Regions from separate parts of the Homo sapiens genome. Here region 1 is linked to region 2. A link is a contact called in ENCODE Hi-C data. All regions are on one chromosome and are shown on one strand. Each heading gives the region's core, a stretch centred on a gene start or an enhancer-like site at or near the end of the contact. The rest is flanking DNA. Distances are from core to core; before and after follow the strand shown. Region 1 has its middle 80 kb from the start of RNASEH2B-AS1. Region 2 holds the start of DLEU1 (deleted in lymphocytic leukemia 1).

Region 1 (2,784 bases), core at 165-2,664, 910 kb after region 2:
TGACTCCTCCACAATAGAAGAGAGCAATGACCAGTAGTTGGAGGCACTTTACTTTTTTATAAAATAAACTAATGTAAACCCAGCTTTGGACACATTGAATAATGACCCTTTTTCAGGCTCCAAATGAACTGTCTGTTTAAACAGCTGGATATGTCAGGGAAAAAAATCAAGTTTTAACTTTTATTAGATCTCTCCTGTTTAGTTCACACCAACTATATGTGTCTGTCATGATGAGAGTGCTTTATACAGGGTGTGAGTGAGTAGTTACCTTTCTTCCTGCTGGAACATTGGAGAGGACCGGGGCCCAGTGGCTGAGAGCTAAGGTCAGAGTTAGGCAGAGCTAGGTCTGAAGGCCACTTCTTCCACTTAGCCCCAAGCCTCAGTTTCCCCTCTGTGAAACAAGGATAATAATACTATATACGTCACACTCACGGGACTATAAGAGGCCACCTATGGAGAATAATTAGCTGGGTGCTTGATGCAAAACAAGCATCAACCAACAATAGCCACAATGATATAGTTACCATGTTTTTCAGTTTGAGTTCCCAGGTGGATACCACTGATATTAGATAACACTGATATTACACACCACTGGTATCTGTAGATACCACTGTGGTTAGCTAACAGTGAATGTAGACACGACAGTGCTTCATCAGGTAGACATCAGACTTGGAACATGCCTCCATCTTTCTCCAACCAGAACCCCTGCGAGGGGGAAACAGAGCAAGTTAAAATACTGCAAAGCTTTGCATTTAGAAACCGGAAAACAGATGCACAGAGCAGTCTGCCTCTGTGTAAATGCACATTGTAATCAGTTTTCTAACGCTGCCTTTACAAGGATGAGTTAAGTGGTTCGTTGACATATCATTATCACATTCTGAAGATAAACAGCCACAGGATCTATGAACTCTCATCAGGCAGTTAATTATTCTTGAATTTTTCTGCACTCTTGAAACATATTCTATTTATTTAACCGTCCCCTGGGAGCCCTGGTCGCCTTTGTCCCTGCCACACGGCCAGTGGTGTAAAACCTCTGCATCTGTCAGATTTCTCCATGTGGAGCGTAATTGCCTGATTTCCATTTGAAAGTACAGCCCTGACATTAAAATGACATAGACCCACCAATGATAACAATGGCTTCCTGACACCTACCAGAGGAGAGGGGGCGAGGGGGCATAATGCAGGAATAAATAAGTGCATGAATGAACGCTCGCCTTCACGGGGCCAGGTCTGAATTTACAGCTGCAGATGAAGTGTTCCTTGGGAGCAAACAAAAAGAAAGAATGAAAGAATAAAAGAAAAAGAAACCAATAGATTAGCATCCGCGTGAGTCTGTTGGAGCCAGATGGCTCTCTGTGGAGAGCGAGCTGGCCTGCTTTCTCCCAGTAACCCTGACCAGCAGACAGCAAGCCCGCTACACGGGGAGAGAAATGATCTCATTCCTCAGCCGGGCACGTGAGCCGCCTTCTTTCTCTCACACACAACTCGAGCTGAAGGGGAGTTGGAAAAGAGAGAAAGGGTGAAAAAGAAAGGGCGGGGGAGAACGGGTGATTGTAAAGAACAAGCAGGTCCTCGTAGCCCAGAGGAAGAGTGAGACTCCAGGCCTTGGCCAGCCCTGAGCGTCCAAGAACTGTCTCCAGATGTCCACGAAGGAGAAGACAGGGAGACAGAGGGGACACCCGACACATTGTTGTCTCCTCCACACACATCCGTGAACTTCACCTCCACGATCCAATGTTGCCTGGAAGGCTTGATGTGGAGAGGCTGAGAGGAGGGGCGCAGGCTGCTGTAGAGGCCATGGGATTAAGTTCTGTGCCCCACTGGAAAGGGGCAGTGAACAATGTTTTCAATTCTTCCTAATGACAATGTCTGCCTGTCTCTGTGGGCCACAGGCGAATGAGTCTGTCAGTCCTCAGCCTGCAGGACCAGCCATCTGCTGGGATCCTGGTCTGCCATGCTCCTGAACAGGTGCCTGAGATGGAGGCAGCTGGAGTAAGGGGGCAGTCAAATGAAACTGACAGGTTGTAGGTGTGGGAGGGCTCCTATCCTTGAAGATTCTGAGGCTGAGAGGGGCTTGGTCTGGGGTCATTCTGCCTGCTCTGCTGAGCAAAGCATTCACTGCTTGTAAACAAGTCTGTTGTCTGGAGTGACAGCCACACGTGGGGGTTGGTGGACATCAGACAGACCACCAGATGCTGGTGTTAGAGCCTAGCACTTGCAGATGTGTGCAGAGGTGCAGGCCTCCTTCAAGTGAATCTGCCCTCTTAGTGAGTGTTCACACACCCAGCTTGGTACCAGGGCTCCTGAGGCCTCCAACCCAGAGAAGCAGACTAAGAGAGAATGAAGGTGCCCGTGCGAGTGAGTGCTGGGGGCTCACAGAGCACTTCATCAGCCTGGCTAGGTTGCTTGGGCACCTGAAGCTTGTCTCCAGCAGTGTTTACTCAAAAGAATAAATAGTTTCCAGGGTGACACCAAATGCGGGGAGATGTAGTCATTCCTTTAAAGCTGGAAACTATTATTTTACTCCTAATAAATATTGAGCAAAATTCTCTTCATTTTCAGCCCAGGATGAGAGCACCTGCTTCACAATTCCTGGCAGTTGTCGGTACAAATGAACATTAAGCTGGCATATTCTATCAGGGCCAAGGAAGCAAAGCAAGCTGCCAGCTGGGGGCTAAAACCACAGGCTCTGGCTTTTCTTCTTTCTAAAAATGAAACAGAAAGCCACCACCCCACCAACTGTTTTGCTCTTTATCTCCCAGGCAATGCTACCACATAACAGGG
Region 2 (2,731 bases), core at 132-2,631:
CTCAGCGTCAAGAAAAGGTGGGGATCGCAAAATTACCGTTAAGTTGTCCGGGTAAAGACTTTTGGGGGAGGAAAACATTAATAGTTTCACAGATTGCTTTTTTCCTTGCGACATGTTTCAAACACCGGAGAAGAAAAAAGTCTTCTAAGAAAGTGCGACTCGGAGGAAATAGCCACGAGAAGGAAATCGTTAGCTCGAAGCCCCATCTTTCATCTCACCCGTGAACACTCCTCCCCTTTGAGAAAGGACAACGCTGCGAGAGCAAATGACAAAAATCCCCAGAAAGAAGCTAAAGTCCAGCATCTTTCCTAAGAGCCCGCTACAACCTCAAAAGCCTGCCCCTGCCCCATCTTGGAAGCGCGAGCCGCGGCCAGTCCTACCTACCTAGAGACCTCACCGGGACCCAGCGCGCCGGGGGAGGGCAGCCAGGGCTTGGGAAACTCTTTCCTGGGGCACCTCACGCTTCAGCGTCAAAAGACAATATAGATAGATGGGTGCCGGGCGGTGGCGGGGGGGACTGTTGCCACGACCCACCGGAGGGACCCATGACTCCGGGTCCTGAATTTTCTGTCGACCTTAAGTTTCTTGTCACGAGATGACGGCCATCACCGGGTCGAGAAAACGGCGAGAAAAGGCGGCCCGGTTCGGAAATGGGGGAGGGGCGCGCGTCCAGTCCTCCTGTCAAGGAGCGGCCGCCTGCAGAGACCCCGCAGTGCGCCGTCCCCGGCTCCGGTCCCGGGCGGGGGGTCTTGCTGACAGATCCGCTGGGCGGCGGCTGCTCCGCCGCAGCCGGTCCGCGTCCCGCTCAAACTGCAGCTCCCCTCCCCCCACAGCCCCGTCTCTCCGCGCTCCCGCCACATTCCGCCCGCCGCCGCCCACTCGCAGACGCCCAAGTTGCCCCTAACCCTACTTCCTCGGATTTTTCGCGATTAAGTGAGAGTAGACCCCGCGCCCACTCCCTGCACCCACCACTGCCTGCGGGTCCCACCACTGCCACCTCCCGAGTCCCGCTCTGCTACTTCTTCAGGCTCTTACCGACTGCGCCAGCCTTGGCGAAGCTCCGCCGACTGCCCTTTGCTCCAAGTAATTTTTGGCGATTTTTAAAGTAATTTTTCCGGCGGAGTCATAGTGGCGCTATACTCTCGGACAGGTTATCCTGTCTCTCCCGCTAGATTGATGAGATCAGGCATCACTCGAAAATGGCGCCGAAAGCGCTGAGGCTCCTCATTCAAATTCGTTAGAGCCAACCCCGCCGCCCCAGGGAATGCCGGGAACGCGGGCTGCCTCCACAGCTGTCAATACCGCCTCTTAACCCCCCTTCTCTTGCTTTCCCGACATTTTTACGCATGCGCAAACTCCAACCCTCCCCCCTCCTCCCGCCAGGCACATGCGCAGAATCATCGTGGTGCACGGCTCTCCCTTTGCTTCTTCGGTTGCAGTCCTCTTGCTTCTTGCGCGTGCGTGTAGCGCTTTTGCAAAGCCGCGGAGGTGAAGTGAACTTAGAGGTTGTGGGGCCGAGGGGTCGTCTTATAGCTACCAGCCCACAGGCATTTAGTCTACGTTGGAGGTAAACAAATACGGGTCCTGCTTAGGAGAAAAGAAAAACGTCTTACAGCCAGTGTCTAAACTCCAAACAACGGAATGTATCAATGAGACCTTGTATATGGATACACGTGCATTTAAAACCGCCCTGCCGGCTTGTAGAGCTTTTGCCGTTCTCCAGCGCTTTACAGGGGTTATCGCACTTAAGCCTCGGAACAACTTTACCAGGTAGGAACTATTACTGTTCTCGTTTTGAAGACCAGGAAACCTAGGCTCAGAGACGTTAAGTAATTTGCCCAAGACAGCACAGGTGGCACAGAAGTGGATGAATCCACATCTGTCAGATTCAGCAGCCCTGGAGTTCTCTACCACGCTGTACGATTCAACCTGAGCCCACACAGGAGGCGTGGTCTCCTTCTTCAACGGTGTGTGTGTGTGTGCGCGCGCGCCTGCCTAGAGTTAATGATTAAGTTTGCTGAAGCCCTTCTTCCCGGTCCTAAGCTGCCTGTTGCGAAGGCGCTTTCATTGAATTCAGTTTCTCTTACCGTCTTAACTTGTTCATAAACTTTTTGAGATAGGAATGGGCAGTTTTTCTGTGTCACTTAGGATGATTTTTTTTTTTAATGGCGTGATAAGTGAACTGAATCCAGCAAAGACGAGTTTCTGTTGTGCAACACGTTGGTATACTGACAGCTACCACGTATTGACTGTGTACTGTGTGCTGGGCACTGTGCTAAATAAATGATTTACGAATTAATCGTGTTTATTGCTCACAACAGCCTTATGAAGTAGGTATTATCTTCACTTTACAGATGAGGACACCTGAGGTTCAGATTAAGAAATCTGCCCCAAAGTCTTAGAACTGGTAAGTAGAAGCACCATATCTAGGCAAACCTGTCTACCTTCAAAAAAAATGGGCACTCTGATAGGACAATTAACGATAATAAAGTTGTAATTTTTTTTTTTTTTTGAGACGGAGCCTCGCTCTGTCGCCAGGCTGGAGTGCAGTGGCGCGATCTCGGCTCACTGCAGCCTCCGCCTCCCGGGTTCAAGCAATTCTCCTGCCTCAGCCTCCCGAGTAGCTGGGACTACAGGCAAGTGCCACCACGCCCAGCTAATTTTTGTACTTTTAATAGAGACGGGGTTTCACCATGTTGGCCAGAAGGGTCTCGATCTCTTGACCTCGCGA

Evidence for each region. A loop is a pair of places that touch in the nucleus more often than their neighbours do. Pooled maps may share reads with other maps.
Region 1: a pooled map shows a loop between it and region 2 (15-fold over the local background). The contact joins the enhancer-like site here to the promoter of DLEU1 in region 2. A Hi-C loop is called at or near these places in 2 of 37 single-sample maps with no recorded cell type and 4 of 50 pooled maps.

What each region holds. Positions count from the first base shown.
Region 1 is chr13:50,989,682-50,992,465 of GRCh38, forward strand. No RefSeq gene overlaps it. Among named protein-coding and RNA genes, the nearest start is that of RNASEH2B-AS1, 80 kb to the left of the region's middle. Within about 2 kb of position 1,415, at least 12 of the 41 ENCODE cell types and tissues checked have a DNase peak (open chromatin) inside an H3K27ac peak, as active enhancers do.
Region 2 is chr13:50,080,788-50,083,518 of GRCh38, forward strand. It overlaps DLEU1 (deleted in lymphocytic leukemia 1), which reads left to right and starts at 1,382. Exons shown (of 7, transcript NR_109974.1): 1 at 1,382-1,770; 2 at 2,355-2,407. The region is part of intron 1 of DLEU2 (deleted in lymphocytic leukemia 2); the gene reads right to left. RefSeq lists silencers at 526-820, 684-903, 1,304-1,353 and an enhancer at 1,511-2,306.